Linked DNA regions of Mus musculus: regions 1 and 3 are each linked to region 2. Evidence: chromatin loops called from intact Hi-C (ENCODE). Cell type or tissue: heart. All regions are shown on one strand.

Evidence for each region. A loop is a pair of places that touch in the nucleus more often than their neighbours do. Peaks named below come from ENCODE experiments on the same cell type or tissue, not always from the same donor. Only the 100,000 strongest peaks of a DNase experiment are listed, where the experiment ranks them.
Region 1: it touches region 2 in a loop (4-fold over the local background); 3 of 42 quality-filtered maps call a loop at or near these places.
Region 3: a loop joins it to region 2, with 2.9 times the contacts of the local background. A loop is called at or near these places in 2 of 42 quality-filtered maps.

The regions. Positions count from the first base shown.
Region 1 is chr7:133,182,976-133,187,975 of GRCm38, forward strand. No RefSeq gene overlaps it. Among named protein-coding and RNA genes, the nearest start is that of Gm35567, 30 kb to the right of the region's middle. In heart, a CTCF peak has its summit at 3,044; DNase peaks (open chromatin) are centred at 3,126 and 3,436; H3K4me3 peaks cover 1,513 bases; H3K27ac peaks cover 708 bases.
Region 2 is chr7:133,634,971-133,639,970 of GRCm38, forward strand. It overlaps Edrf1 (erythroid differentiation regulatory factor 1), which reads left to right and starts at 2,705. Exons shown (of 25, transcript NM_178115.4): 1 at 2,705-2,953; 2 at 3,937-4,145. The coding sequence starts at 2,843. In heart, a CTCF peak has its summit at 1,939 (motif pointing left); DNase peaks (open chromatin) are centred at 1,901 and 2,591; H3K4me3 peaks cover 2,113 bases; H3K27ac peaks cover 1,352 bases.
Region 3 is chr7:132,654,799-132,659,798 of GRCm38, forward strand. The region is part of intron 6 of Lhpp (phospholysine phosphohistidine inorganic pyrophosphate phosphatase); the gene reads left to right. Among named protein-coding and RNA genes, the nearest start is that of Lhpp, 47 kb to the left of the region's middle. In heart, CTCF peaks have their summits at 1,399 (motif pointing right) and 1,999 (motif pointing right); DNase peaks (open chromatin) are centred at 1,463, 1,983, 3,443, 4,973 and 2 weaker places; H3K4me3 peaks cover 300 bases; H3K27ac peaks cover 3,484 bases.

The DNA.
Region 1 (5,000 bases), 450 kb before region 2:
ATAACCCACTCAATCTGATTCGTCCTGCTTGAGTATGTGTGGGGCCATTAACTCAAGCACAGACAACCTATCAGGAGCCTTGACCTGAAGAAAAAGGTCTTGGTCTCCCTCATCAGCCATCAGTATCAGTACTTCCTCATGAGGTGTGGAGCTACATGAACCTCTCAATTTATGCTAGACTCTTTTTTTTCTTCTTAATGATTTATTTATTTGATGTACACTGACACTGTCTTCAGACACACCAGAGGAGGCCATCAGATTCCCCATTACAGATGGTTGTGAGCCACCATGTGGTTGCTGGGACTTGAACTCAGGACCTCTGGAAGAGCAGTTCGTGCTCTTAACTGCTGAGCCATCTCTCCAGCCCTATGGTGGACTCTTGACTGGCTTGATGTTGTGCACATCTTGTGCAGCTTGCCACAGCTGTGGTGAGCCTGTGAGTGCAATACTGTCCTGTCCAGAAGACAGTGTCTCACAGCCCTCCTTCCTTCCTGGTGTCTCCTTTCTACTTTCTCTTTTGCGATGGAGTAGCGGTCAGCTTGATAGAAATGCCCCATCTAGGGATGAGTGCTCACCTAATCTCAGAGCCTTGACCAGCAGAGAGTCTCTGCATTAACCTCTGCTCAATGCAAAATGAAGTTCTTCTGAGATAGTCGAGAGCTGCATTAATCCATGGCTGTGAACATTAATATTTAGAAGGCAGTTGGACAACATGGCCACAGCTCCCACCCATCCCTCAGGGCCTGTGACTTTCCAAGCTGAGAGCTTTACTAGGGCTAGGTTAACAGTACTAGGCATAAGTGGACTCCCTCTTGTGGGAAGGGCCTCAAATTGGAGCAGAGAGCAGTTGGTTACCCCCACAACAACCAAGCTACTGTTGCACTACTGGGTGGGTGCATCTCCTCATCTCTGAAACCCCATCCTCATTAAACAGTAGAGCCAGCTTCCTCTACCGCCTGTCTGTCCCAGAAACTTAATCATTTTACATTTTGTCTCTATGATTTGTGAACCTTGGGAATCCTTTAAATGTGGAATCCTAACAATATCTGTCCTCCATGACTGGCTTATCCCAGCCCACATCACATGTTCTTTCCCTTTTAATGTGGAATAATGTGTCACTCCATGTATATCCCACAGTCAGGTTTTTAAATTTTTGTTTGTTTGTTTGTTTTTGAGGCGGGGTTTTTCTCTGTAGCCCTGGCTGTCATGGAACTTCCTTTTTAGACCGGGCTGGCCTCAAACTCATAGAGATCCATTTATTTTAATTTTTAGAGATGGTCTTACTCTGGTTGACTTGGAACTCATTGTGCAGATCAGGCTGGCTTCAAACTCACATAGCTCTGCCTGCGTCAGCCTCCTGAGTGCTGGGCTTAAAGGTATGTGCCTCCATTCCTGGCCTTATCGCACACATAAAAAAAAATCTATTTTATATTTTAAATTGTGTGTGTGTGTGTGTGTGTGTGTGTGTGTGTGTATGAACTTGTGAGTTTGATGCCTTTGAAGTCCAGAGGCATCAGATCGTCTGGAGCTGGAGTTAATGTCAGTGATGGCCTGACTGGTGTGGGTATTGAGAACTGAACTTGGGTCCTTTGCAAGAGCAGAAAATGATATTAACCATTCTCTCTGCCATCCCCTCCCCCCCCCCCACCCCTGTTTATTTGTTGACCGGTTGTTCCCACCTTCTGGCTGTTGTGACTATGGTTCAGGAGTTTTAAAATCTTCAAGTTACCAAAATGAAGATGAAGGCTGAAAGAGAAGAAGTGCTTTTCCAGAGACACCTGAGTGACCGACCACATAAGGAGAGGGGTAACTCATAAGTCCATGTCTGTAGGTTTCTACTTCACATTTCTTCATGTGATGGAGCAGATGGACAGACAACTGAGTGAGTGATGTAGAAGGCCGGTGCTAATTGTTCTAGTCAACCCAAGACTAGCTGCGGTAATATAGGCTGCAATTTGATTGGCTCAGTAGTGTACTCATTAACATACAGCGCGACTACTGGTTGGTGCTGAGTCGGGAGCTATTATTCTGTGGGGTCATTCAGAAGATTCAGGTCCTTTCATGCTCAGCTCCACTATCCCCTAGGACCTGGGACTCCGCTATCTCCAGCTACTAGAAAGGGAGAGAAACCAGGGACGACGCCCACTTGCCACTCAAAAGTACTGATCTCACCAGATTCACCTAATTGGTGTAAACATGTCCAGGACCACACTGGAGGCAAGGGTGTCTGGGAGATGTAGTCCCCAGCTGGCAGCTATTCCTAGAAGCCTCGTTACATTCTGGAAGGTGGAACAAGCATTCCTGGTTGGATCAGTTGTGAATGATACACCAGCCGCTGCTGTCAATGCCAGGATGGGGTTTTCCTGGAGGATGCTGGGAGAAAGGCCCAGGGGGCTCACCAGTGTGAGCATCAGTATTGTCTGGACACAGTCCTTCCTGCACTGTCTAATCTCACTTTCCAGCTCCCTCACTGTCACAGGCTATTTCACGAGCGCGTCAGCGTGGAAGCACGTTTCCACAGACAGCAGATAAAGATCTTCTAACCTTGTATTTCCTCTCGTATTGTCATAAATAGCTCAGGCAATGCCGTTCCAGTGAGCCTGACAGTGCCTACATTGAGATCTGGATGCAGCGGCATATCTTCCTGTTATATATAAAAAAGAGTGACAGCATTCATCGTTTACGGTGACATCAATGAAGTCTGCTTGTAGAGGTTCGCACTCTATCCATTCATAATGCCTTTTATGACTCCAGGCTTTTAAACGTGGCATTCGGGCCTATTTTTCAAATGTACCGCTATTATCAGCTCAGGAAGCCATTCTTCAACATTTCATTTTTCTAAGAATATCTGGAATATCTTAATTCCCATGAGGCTTCTCCGTGGGGCAGGCTGACAGGGAGAACTTTAATGCGAAAAGGAAAGAAATGAAAAGGCTGCTGGATCCCTGCCTTGGGATATTGCTCATTCCATCCCGGCCTCCTTTTTAGTTGTTGTTGGTCCCCCAGATGAAGAGTCTGTAAGACAAGCCTGTCTATTTTGTGTGGGGACGATAGGGGGAGCTGTAGGGTGGGGCCAATCCTGACCAGGAAATATTGCCAGATCTGCTACGAGGAGGGCGGGGCTCTTTGAAGTTGGAACAGATTTCCCAGCAGGGCTCACGGTTGTGAATTGAAACGGAAGTTTCTTCTCCCTGTTTCCCAAGAGACTCCACAGCTGATAAGTGATGACCTCATGGTTCTGACCCAGATGGAGAATCAAATCTGATATCCTTCTGGATGTCTTCTGTCTTTGGAAGAGGCATCTCCTTTGATCTTCCGTGTCCTGGCTTATTCCTCATCTGAAGATCCTGCTAGAGCTGCGCCAGACCAGTGTGGCTGCAGAGGGCTGGGAGCAATCTCTCTCAGTACAGTCCCCCGAGACAGTCTGAAGACAGCAGAAGCAGTTCCTGGAGTAACTCAGACAGAGCATGTGTAGTGGTTTACATAAGCTTGGCCCTCGGGAAGTGGGACCATTGGGAGGTGTGGCCTTGTTGAAGTGGGTGTGGCCTTGTTGGAGGGAGTGTGTCACTGTGTAGGCGGGGCTTTGAGATCTCCTACTGCTTGAGCTCTGCCCACCGCAGAAGAAAATCTCCTGTCTGCCTGCAGAAGACAGTCTCCTGACTGCCTTTGGATCAAGATGTAGAACTCTCAGTTCCTTCTCCAGCACCATGCCTGCCTGCATGCTGCCATGCTTCTGATGACAATAGACTAAACCTCTGAAATGATAATAGACTAAACCTGGGAAACCTTAAGCCAGCCCCAATTAAGTGTTGTCCTTTATTAAAAGGTGCCTTGGTCATAGTGTCTCTTCACAGCAATAAAAGCCTAACTAAGACAGGAGGATTTGATTATTGATTTAAGGGAAGGAACTTACTGAGTGCCTTGAGTTGCCCCCTGGACATATCTGGGCCATGTTGTGGACAGAGCAGACCTTCCAAGGATGGGAACATTTGCCTGGTTTTAGGCAGCAACAAACCCTTCCCTAGTTACAAATGGGTTCTGTGGGCTTAGCCACAGTAAATAACATTGATTCTCCCCACGTAGAAGGGGACATGATGAATGTGTTCAAGCGAGGGCTTTAAGAGCCTGTGTGCTGATTAGAAAAGGCAAAATAATTGTGAGATAGTGACTAATAGATGGAAGGAATTGTGACAGAACTGGTCCCCTTGGACAAATGTCATCTGCCTTATCTATCAGAGACAACTACTGTCTGATGGCTGCGTGCTTCATATTCAACCCTTGGGTCAGCTGGGGAGTTTGAAGGATCCCCCACCGCCCAAATGATCCCAAATTTGGCTCTGCCTCCATGGCAGTTGAGATCTCTCGTTGAAGCCTGTTAGAGACTCTGTATTTCCTGAGTGGTTATGGTCCATTTCCCATTCGCTTGTTCCCTGGGCCTGGCATGACTCCTGGCACCGGGTACTATGCTGTGTTTGTCTCAGAGCACGAATAAGAACCTAAGAATCGATGTCATGAGTTCAGGTCTCTGACACTGCACATGTTGGGGTGGGGTGTCATGTAACCTCTGAGAGCCCATTTTCACATGTCTGGAGTGAAGCTAAGTAGTACATAGCTTAGGCATGGAGATGTAGCTCAGTGGTAGATTGTGTTAGCTTAGGATGTCTCAGGTCCTGAGTTAAAGCCCCAGTGTTATAAGAGCAATCACATTAGAACTTCCTGGATACAGAGGGAGCGACTAGGTTAAAGAGTTTAGATTGACTCCTAAGAAGTTGCTGATATTTTACTTATGTTGACTTAATGAAGAGCAATGTCATAGGCCTCCACTAATAGTATTGTTTACTGCTACACAACAAATTGCCTTTAAATACAGCTGATGAAACAAGTACTTCTTATACTTTCTGTTCATAGGGATCTCTGGTGGGGCTGAGCTGTAGACCCTCCCCCACTTCTTGGCTTATGCAGGGCTGAGTCAGGTGGTGGGTCAGAACTATTGCTACATC
Region 2 (5,000 bases):
ACAAACACAGGATAAAGCTGTACAAGTATAAGGGACCAAGGATGTGTGTGAAGAAAACGTGGGGTGTATCAGAAAGGACTTATTAGAGTGACCTGAGCGGAATCTACAAGATGCGCAGGAGTAAGCTAGGGAACTCAGAGAAGGAATCCTAAGCACAAGAAAAGCACCAGCAACTTAGAGCTGTGGTGGCACACAGTAAGTTAGTCATCCACTCCACATGTGTATCCTAAGCAAAGAGGCCATGAGGCACTGAGACGGGAAACACGAGAGCTCAAAGCCAATGCGACTGTCCAGGGAGGCATGTGTGACAGAGACCATCCCAAGGAGACGTATGTTAGGCAAATTCTGGCAGCTGTTCTTGTCCTAACGTTTGAATGATGGGAGGAGTGATCTGTTTCCTCACAACACTGGATTTCAATCACTTACATTAGAGGCAGTGATGATAACTTTTAGAAGCCTACAGCATGTGTTTGATTATGGGGGAAAGGCTCTTAGAGCTGGAGGAATGTATAAACTTTATGTAACCCAGATGTGCCTGGTTTCTCCAGGCCTCAGGGATCACTCTCCTCTCCCAACTAAATTAGTCCCTGCCTGTGTGTGGCTTCTTGAAACCCAGCCCCTGGCCAGACCTTCCTCCATAAGTCTGGGGGCGGCGGGGGGGGGGGGGGGGGGGGAGGGGGGAGGGGGGAGGGAGCTTGATTGGCTTGCCGGAGCCCTGAGCTCTCATGAGCCCCTTGGTGTTGTCAGACTCCTGTTCTGTATACCGAGCTCTCACTTCTGCTTCCTTCATTTCTCCTTTTTGTAGGGTACTAGTAGCACATTTTCCTACTAAGCATCATTAAAAAGGATCCACATGTTAGCATCTCAAGAAATTTGTACAATATTTGAGTCCCGAAGAAAAAAAAACCCACTACTATACTACCTCAGTAAATTCTTACTGATACATCGTTATTAATAAATGACAAAACTGTAAGGTTATCAGAACCTAACTTATATTTGTAGAAGTGTTAATAAAATTAAATATGAAACAAGAAAGAAAAATAGAAAAATGTTAGACTAAATGTAAATCATTTCTTTCTTACATGAATCTGTTCATTTAGAGACACAAAAACAACCAGAGATTTCCATTTCAGAAACAGATGGATTTTCAAATTGGGACCATATTACTTTTTAAATATTTGCTTATCATTTAACATACTATGATGTGCAATTTAATTTTTAAAAATATTCCTGTAAAAAAAAATATTCCTGTAACGTGAGTTAATGGATATACAGGGTTTATTTTTAAGTACTCAAAGTTTAATCTTTTTGTGTTAGCTACATAGGTCTTATTCAGATCTCTGTATTATTATTGTGTGTGTGTTCATGCCACAGGACATGTGACGGCCAGAGGGGAGCTTTCCAGAGTCAGTTCTCTCCTTCTACAGTGGGGTCCAGGGATGACATGGAACTCGGGCCCTCAGTTTTGTTTGGCACAAGCTTTTATGTGACGAGCCTGCTAGCCTCTGATGTAATAAACAACGAAAAGGACAAAACAAACAAACAAACAAACAAACAAAAACTGGCTCTAAATACAGAGTAGTTTAAAAAAAAATCACAAAACATGCTTTAAAGTAAGGATCTGCAAAATATGCACCAAAAAGTTAATTCATAAAAATGTCTTGTTTTGCATGAAAGCAATTTGCAGACTGCATCTGCTTTCTCCGAGAACTCCTAAAGTTTTTCAGTTACTGGGTTTTTAGAGACTAAGGAAAATTATAACCTGGCATGGCTAAATAATTGCAAAGGCCAAAACACTGAAAACTGAAAACGTATACCTCCGTCCTGGCTCAGCCATTAGGAGCACTTTCTGCTCTTGCAGAGGACACAGCTTAGCACCCACAGCCCACAACTCCCAACTGCGTGTAACTCCCGTTCCAGGAGATCTGATGCCCTCTTCTGGTTTCTGCGGGCACTGCATGCACACACGCAGCCAAAGCACTCAAAACACATTTAAAAAAAAAAAAAAAAAAAAAAAAAACCCAAAACGTAATACCTCGACATAAAACAAAACCTTTTACCTCAAATATATATGTTTTATGAGGAATGTAGCAGTTTGTCTGTTATTGGGTGCAGGGTGGAAATGTAGCTCCGAGTGCTTGCCTAGCCTACACGAAGCCCTGGGTTCCATCCTCGGGCAGAAAGAAACCCCAGCCCTCGGGAGCTGGAGGCAGAGTGTCAAGTTCAAGGTCACTCTCGGCTATTTTGCGAGTTCGAAACCAGCCAGGGCTGCATGAGCGCTGCCTAGAAACCGATTAAACAGACTGATGGCTTCTCTCTCCTTGCTTCAGCCCCACTGATCTGAGGGTGCTGAGACCCACGGAGGTCCCCGCGCGTGTGCAACTCGGAGAAGCCCCAAGAGAGCGGCCGCCTGCGAGGGCCTTGATGCCACCAGCTTTGATTACGCGAATACCCAAGGCGGCACCGCCCCACCCCAGCCACCGCGACTTTGACTCAAGTCTCATTAACTGTTTGCCAACAAAGACCGGCCACGAGCGAGGGGGAGGAGCCCGGGAGGCGTGTATCGCGAGAAGTGTCCGCCCTAATGGTGTGACAGGCAACGGCGTGCGGCAGCTCCTGCCCGGACCGCGAAGGAGGAGCCAGAGCCGGAGGACGGGCTGGACCTTTGGGTGAATCTCGCGAGATTTCATCGCGCTACCTCGAGCTCTTCCTGGCAGCCGCCGGAAGTGCGAGCCGCTGAGTGTCCGAGTCGCTCGCTCTGAGGTTCTCCTGCGACTCTGGGCCCGCGTTCCTGTCGCCGCCTCCAGGGCTCGCGCGTCTGGTCGCCTCCCCAGGGTCGGAAATGATGGGGGACCCCAAGGAAGCAGGAGCCGAGGCTTCTCCTTCAGGGGCGGCCGCCCGAGGAGGGCTCAGCCTCCTGTCCCAGGCGGACTCCGAGGAGCCTTCTGCACAGGTGAGAGGCGGCGGCGGCGGAGCGCGACCTGCAGGGGCTTGGGGGGTTTGCGGGCCTGGGAGGGGGACGTGGGGCTTCTGGAACTTTCTTCCACGCCTCCTTAGCACCTCTAGTACGGAATGAATCACCAGGCGAGCCTGTCGTCGGGTGTGCAGGCAGGCGTTTGCTTGCAATGCGCAACACCCCTGGCTTCGCACTCGGCGCCAGTGGACGGGCTATAGAGTGTGTGTGTGTCACAGCCCGCCGAAGGCAGGCAGAGGAGAGAGGGACGGACCCAGGGAGGGCACAGAGAATTTGCAACGCCTGGAAGGGTTCTCGAAGGAGAGTCGAACAGCGGGTCCAGACATTGAGCATGCCCGGGTGGGTGTAGGGTCAGCTACGGAGCTAATGTAGAATGGGATGCGATGAGCTTACCGATCAATCGCTGTGTGTTTGGTAAAAATAAACACGTCCTGCAAATGACGTTTGTCATTGACTTATGCTACTTAAAAATATTCCATTAGAACCGTACAGAAGTCTTGCTCGTTTTACATGCGGTTGACAGGACACAGTTGAGCGCACTTAGTTTCTGAGTCTACATTTTTCTGTGACTCATCGTACCGGGTTGAGTCTTGGCTGGTGTGGAACTGGTTATGCAGACCGGGCAGTCAAGCTGGACGTAGACCTTGCACTGGCCCTTGTGCCTCTGCCTCCAGAGTGCTTGAAGCTTGTGTTTGCAACTACTATGCCCAGATTTTTAAAAAGCAGGTTGGTTGGCCCCTGTCCACTTCTTGATTGATCCTTTTTTTTTTTTTTTTTTTTTTTAGTTTCGTGAAAAACAGCTAAGTAAGCGTAATTTAAGCTTGTTTATTAAGTGTTAGAGCTGACACGCAGCTGAGGCTCCTTGTGAATCCTGATTTGGTGGGTTCTTAATTCATTTTTATGAAAGTGAGATTGTCGTTCCTGGCAGTGTTCATTAAAGCTTCATTCCATATGTTATTTAGGGATCGGCCTTATTTCTTGGAGGCAACGAAGTGAAAAGCAGAGCTGTGGTAAAATACTCTTCTGCCCCTCCTCGAACAGCGTTTGCACGTCTCGAAGAAAAAACAGACTTGAAACTCCCACCTGCCAACTGGTTACGAGAGAGTGCCAAACTAGGGCCAGCAGGAACCACCATTCTTGGCAATAGTAAGAAAAGCAAGCCGTTTTCAAGGTAAATTTTAATCGCTGGCATTTCTTTCCCTCCCTCTCAACCCCGGCTCGAAGCTCTGAAAGCTGCTTCGCAGTTCAATTGGAGATGCATGTTCACTTGCTCAGATATTTTTAGTAAAAGAATATAGTTGTCATCCAAAGTCCATGGTACAGTAAGAAGATTTCAGAGGTACATGCTTTCTTCCAGGCTGCAGCATGTCACGATAACGTGTACACGTTGACTGCTCATCAGCTGTTTTAGCCTGTTGTGTCTGCTTTCATATGTGCAAATAGGATGGTATGCGAGGGGCAAGACTTAAGCTGCTGCTCGGCTTGCCCTTTGGAGTGTTTATTAAATATGATGGAGTATTTGGAAAAGCCTGAGGTTTAAAACCCCAAATGCTGGGTAACCTACACCCTTGACCCACACTGGAAATTCTACTGGTGGTTTTTAAAGTTGTGAGTATTTGGGAGTCTTATGCTGTGTCTATATTCTTGTAGGCTGTTTTAACCGTGTTTTCTTTTTCCTCCCCTGAATGATTGGACTTAAAACATTTTTATATAACTTATATAAAACTTTATATAACACAGAAAGAGCCACAAATGCATTAATACCCTGAGCTAGTAGTTTAGAGATTATCCTAGTGCCTCAAAAGGTAATAGCTTTGCTTACAAGTTGATGTAGCATTTTTGATACTGTGAAAAGTCTGAAAATGACCACATATTTCGACTATTTTAAAAATGGCTTAATTGTATTAAATGTGGTGAGTTGGTTTCAGTAGTTGTGCTAGATTTTTTTCTTTTTTAATATTTATTTATGTATTATATATAAGTACACTGTAGCTGTCTTCAGATACACCAGAAGAGGGCATCAGAT
Region 3 (5,000 bases), 980 kb before region 2:
ATTAGGCTGACCAGTACTGGGCTAGCCTCTGGCCTGGCTGCATCAGACTCCAGCGTTAGGCTGACCAGTACTGGGCTAGCCTCTGGCCTGGCTGCATCAGACTCCAGCGTTAGGCTGACCAGTACTGGGCTAGCCTCTGGCCTGGCTGCATCAGACTCCGGCGTTAGGCTGACCAGTACTGGGCTAGCCTCTGGCTTGGCTGCATCAGACTCCAGTGTTAGGCTGACCAGTACTGGGCTAGCCTCTGGCCTGGCAGTATCAGACTCTTTCTCTGTACTCTGGCCCCTAGGACCTCCGGTACTGGAGGCTAGTCCTATTTCCTGTTGATAAAGGGGAAATGGAGCAACCTCTCGGAGGATCCTAGAGCTCCCACTACCATTGTGCCACCTCCCGGCTGCAGATGCAGAAACTGAGGTCCAAATGGAGCAGGGCCATCAGTGTGGGGCTGTCCTGCACTCATGCCGCCTGCTCCACCTGCTCTATGATCGTCACCTTTAAGTCCTAGATTGTCATTGCTAAAGCAGTGGTCAGTGGTCAAGATCACAGAGCACAGGTGGTGGCTGTGCCGAGTAGAAAGGAGAGGAACCAACTGTCAGCAATAAGTGACTTTCACTGCACACCATGCCTTCAGGGGACTCCTGTGCCAGGACACTGTTGTAAAAGCAAATGATCTTTCAGGGTGCACTTGGCTTGTCCGTGATTTGTGAGTTTGGGACTCCTTAAAAAGGGAAGCCATCTCACCAGAACTAACACCTGCCCGCGCATGCCCAACCAGAACAGCCCTCGTGGGAATGACTGGAGACACAACTCTGCCTGCCCCAACACAGCCTGGATGGCCCAGGAAGCGAACTTAGTGGCAGCTGCCATATTCCCATGCTTTTATCTTGTCCCGAGCCTCCTTACGGCCCCCAAGCACATCCAGAAAGCACTGCACACTTCAGACAGGGCTGCTCCAGGAAGCAGGGGGTGGTGGCTGTGAAATCTGTCTCTGTGCCCGTGACAGGTAAGGATGGGGCTGTCACACACACTGTCTTTACAGCACTCTCTGGTGCACGGTGGAGGGAGAGGCAACCTTATTTCACCCCTTGCTCATACCCAGGCTCCACATGTCAGCCAAAAGGCCGAGCTCTTTTCTGTATCCGTGCAGCCAGTTGAAGCCCACTCCCCTTGCTTCTTGTCTGGACAGGGTACTTGGGGAGTATTGGGGAGGGTGGAGCTCAGAGAAGACACCGAGGGCACCTGGTGGAGTTCAGCATCCAAGATACATTGGCCTTCTCTAATCTACTCTCCCCTCCCCTCCCTTCATTGTCCTTTCAGTCCCATCCTTCCTGAGCCCCAACATCCACCTGGGCCTCATTCAGACGCAAAACAATCTTTCCTTTTCTTCTTACATGTACCGCCTCCTGCTCTGGCCACAAGAGGGCGCCTTGTCACCAGGTTCTGGGAGAGTCAGCCCTTCCGGAGTTCAGGACTTGAACACACAGATCACACGCAGCAAGCACATCAGGCCCCAGTGCACCCTTAAAAGCACTCACAGCCAGCCTCCCTGTCCCTCCGCCCCTTACACTCACATATTCACATCCATGCCAGCTCGCTCCCATGTATGCTCACCCTGCCTGCTCCCCTGTTGCCGTGCGTCTTTGTCACTCTGTGGTCTGGCCACCTTGCTAGACTCAGGGCAGGCTGGGGTCTAAGGAACCACAGCAGCTTCTGTGACCCATGGAGGCTTTTTTGTGTTCTTCTCCAGCTGGGACCTTCACAGGGGGAGAACCCAGAGAACTGTGTGCATTCTGGGCCTGGGGTCCCTGTGACACCACAGTCCTTGCCCACTAAGTCCCCTGATGTCCCCTTCTCATTCTTTCTTTGAGCCCTTTGTCATGCTGTGCTCTTCCACCCCTGTCTCCGTGTGTCCCCACCCCCATCCTGGGCTTTGCCTAGATTCTTTATGGGCTTCCTTTATCATAGAATCTCAGTATCTTTCCACCAGCAGGGGGCGCCACTGGCTCTGGGTGGGGAATAGAGAGGCATGGTGACTTTCCACACCATGTGGCAACACTAGCTCCCACCCCAGGCCTGTCTATACTCCAGACATGCGTTGCTCCAGGAAATAGGGAAATGGCTTGGTGAGCAAAGCACTTGCCTTCCACACACACCAGTTACTAGAGGAAGAAAAATGTACCTGTGTGCCACAATGCTCAGTGTGTACTTAGACGGCATGCTTATCTCTGCGCCCACGTGCGTTTGTGCAAGGTGTGAAGCACTCTCCACGCCACCTGGCTGCATCCTTCCTTACCTTTCCCCTTACTCCTCCGACCCCCACTGTCTCTCCCCACCCACTACTCCATCACTCCCCACTGGCCTTCATTGGGGAGCATGAGCTGTGGTCATCAGACAGAGCTATAGAAGCATCCCAGCTGCCCCCATTCCAGCCTCTCCCTAAGTGTCCGTCCGTCCTCATGGGCAGACTTGCTTGGGTTGGCCTGCTGGTAAAGGCTTTAGGAAGGCAGTGAGATTTCCTGACTTCTATCTCTTTTCATTTTATCTGTTTGGTTTTTTGTTTGTTGTTGTTTTTTGCTTTTGCTTTTCAGTCTCCTGTGTCTAAATTATACAGAGAGCCTAGACAGGAATGGGGCAGTGCTTGACAGAAGTGTCGGGCAGCTGGGGTACCATCAGCCTGCAGGGCGCTGTGGGGCTGCAGTGGGTCCCCACGCTCGAGGCGTCTGATGTCACTGAAGAGATGGGCTTGTTGTTGGCAGTGGGCTTGGACTCTGTGTGCCACTGCATGGCAGCCCCAAAGGGTTCAGATTACAGAACCAAGACGGGCCGTTTCAGGTTTTTCCAGGCTGTGAATGCCAAGTTCCAGTTCTGCCCAGCTCCCTCAGAACCTGGGGGCCATGGTAAAACCCACCAGCCCCTCCCCATGCTGTGCCCTAAGCAGCTCCTGTGACCTGGGAAGGTGGTTATCCTGCCTTAGAATCAGAGCGAGATTGGTGAGCCCTGACCTCTGACCTGTTAAAGAGGGAGGCTCAGCTTGGGGAGTCTGTGAACAGCAGGCTGCTCTGGCCTCCGTCTTAAGCACATCTTTCTGTGAGCCTCTGCTACCTCACAGCTGGGTACGTTTATTCTGGAGTGTACCAGGAGTCTCGGCCCGAGGATACAGATGCTCATGGGCAGTCGTGTTTCCGGTAGTGTGTAGCATTTTTGCTGTCCTTATTAGTTTTTTTCAGGGGTGGGGTGGAACAGACTGGAGAGGAAGGGGTTAGCCTTCTTGGAACCTACTACTGAAGAGGAAGCTGAGTTTTTTCCACGTGAAATAGTTTAAAATAAACTTCGAGGGGGACGCAGACAGGGCTGCTGCAGCCAGATGGAGGAGCCTAGGGTGTGTGTGTGTGCCCCAGCTGGTATCTCGGCTCCTGCAGCCCTGACTGAGGAAGCACCCTGCAAGCCCAGTGGACTGCGGACAGGAGATGGGCAAGCCAAGGCTTCGGGCTGGCCCCTGGAATGTTGTCCTGGCTGTGCTGGAGACTGCCGGGCGGCTCAGATTCCCAGGATTCATGATGAAAACAATTAGCCAGCTCTTTACAAAGAATGCAAGGCTCCCGGTAAGCCAGGAGAGGAGCCTCCTAGCTGCTTCCTGTCACAACCCTAGAAAGTAAATAGAGTGAATTATTTAAACTCAGTGGCCTCTGGGGTTTAAATAATTCACATTCAGGAACAGTAACAACCCCGAGACCCTGGAGTCCCTGTGAGAGTTAAGACCCCACTTTCCCCTTCTTTCCATCGCTTTCTAGCTGCCGAGAACAGTCCAGGGCACATGATGCTATGAGGTACTCCACGGAGATGTTGGACATCAGACCACTCACTGCCCCAGTGGTGGGGTCCTTTTGACCAGAAACAGCTTCCAGTGGTACCATGAATCAAGGCCCAGAGAGTAGGTGGCAGGCATGCCCAGCCTGAAGCAAGCTCGTGCAGTTGGGAGGTAACAGGTAGCTATTGCCAGAGCAAGGCTCCGGGTGCCACAGGTACCTCCTCTAACTCAATGCCCAGCTCAGGGCCTGCAGCAAACTTGCACTGCTGCAAAGCTGGCCTATACCCTGGCAAGATGCCATCCCTCCCCCATCCCTCCAGGTCCAGGTAATCACGCCAGCTGAGGTGCTTACTGAAGTTGAACCCCCTCATCTCTGGACCTCTCTTGGGTTGCTCTCCCCATGTTGTGAGGGAAGTGGCTGCAGCAGGCAGCTCTGGAGCAGCTCTGTCCCGGGCACTGTGCAACCCTGGCGGTGTGCTCAGCTTGGTAGCCGTGCTTCCCATTCACCTTGGCCGTTCCTATGGGTTTTCTGCTGGGGCCTGGGGCTACTCGGGCCTGCCATAGTTCAGGAACTCATGGAGATGTTTTCATTACTTTTGAAACCAGAAGGAAAAAGTGCCTGTAGTCATTGCAGCTCAAGAAAACTCCTAGGCACGAGTCTGGGGCTCTTGCTGTCTTGCCTGCTCTGCCCTGAACCTTTCAGTCCCACAGCTGCACCCTGACCTCCCTCGACTTCCTTGGGGGTTTCAGAGGGTGTACCTACCTGCCCTTTCAGCTGCTGTCCGTGTATACGTGGACCTCAGCACACGGATCTTTCTGTCCCTCCTATCCTGTAGTTCTTACTGCAGCCGTGATGGAGCCACTCTGTGTTCAGGGTCTACCTAGGGTACCCTCACTGCCACCCAGTCATCTTAGGATATAATGCCCAGGTACAGGTGAAAAGGAGAGAGAATTTCCCCCATCCCATCCAGTACTCTGCAACCCAGGGGTCAAGGCCATCTGCGCTGGGGATAGGTCACATGGCCAGAGAGGCACATCCTCCTAACTGGAGGAGCTGCCTTCCTATAGGCTGTGTGCTTCTAGCTGGCCCAGGGTTGACATTCCTGTGACTCCAAGGGCAAGGAGGTCCGAAGCCTTACCAGGGCCGAGAATGGGGGCGACTGGGAGCAGGGAGCCCTTCCTGGGTTCAGTA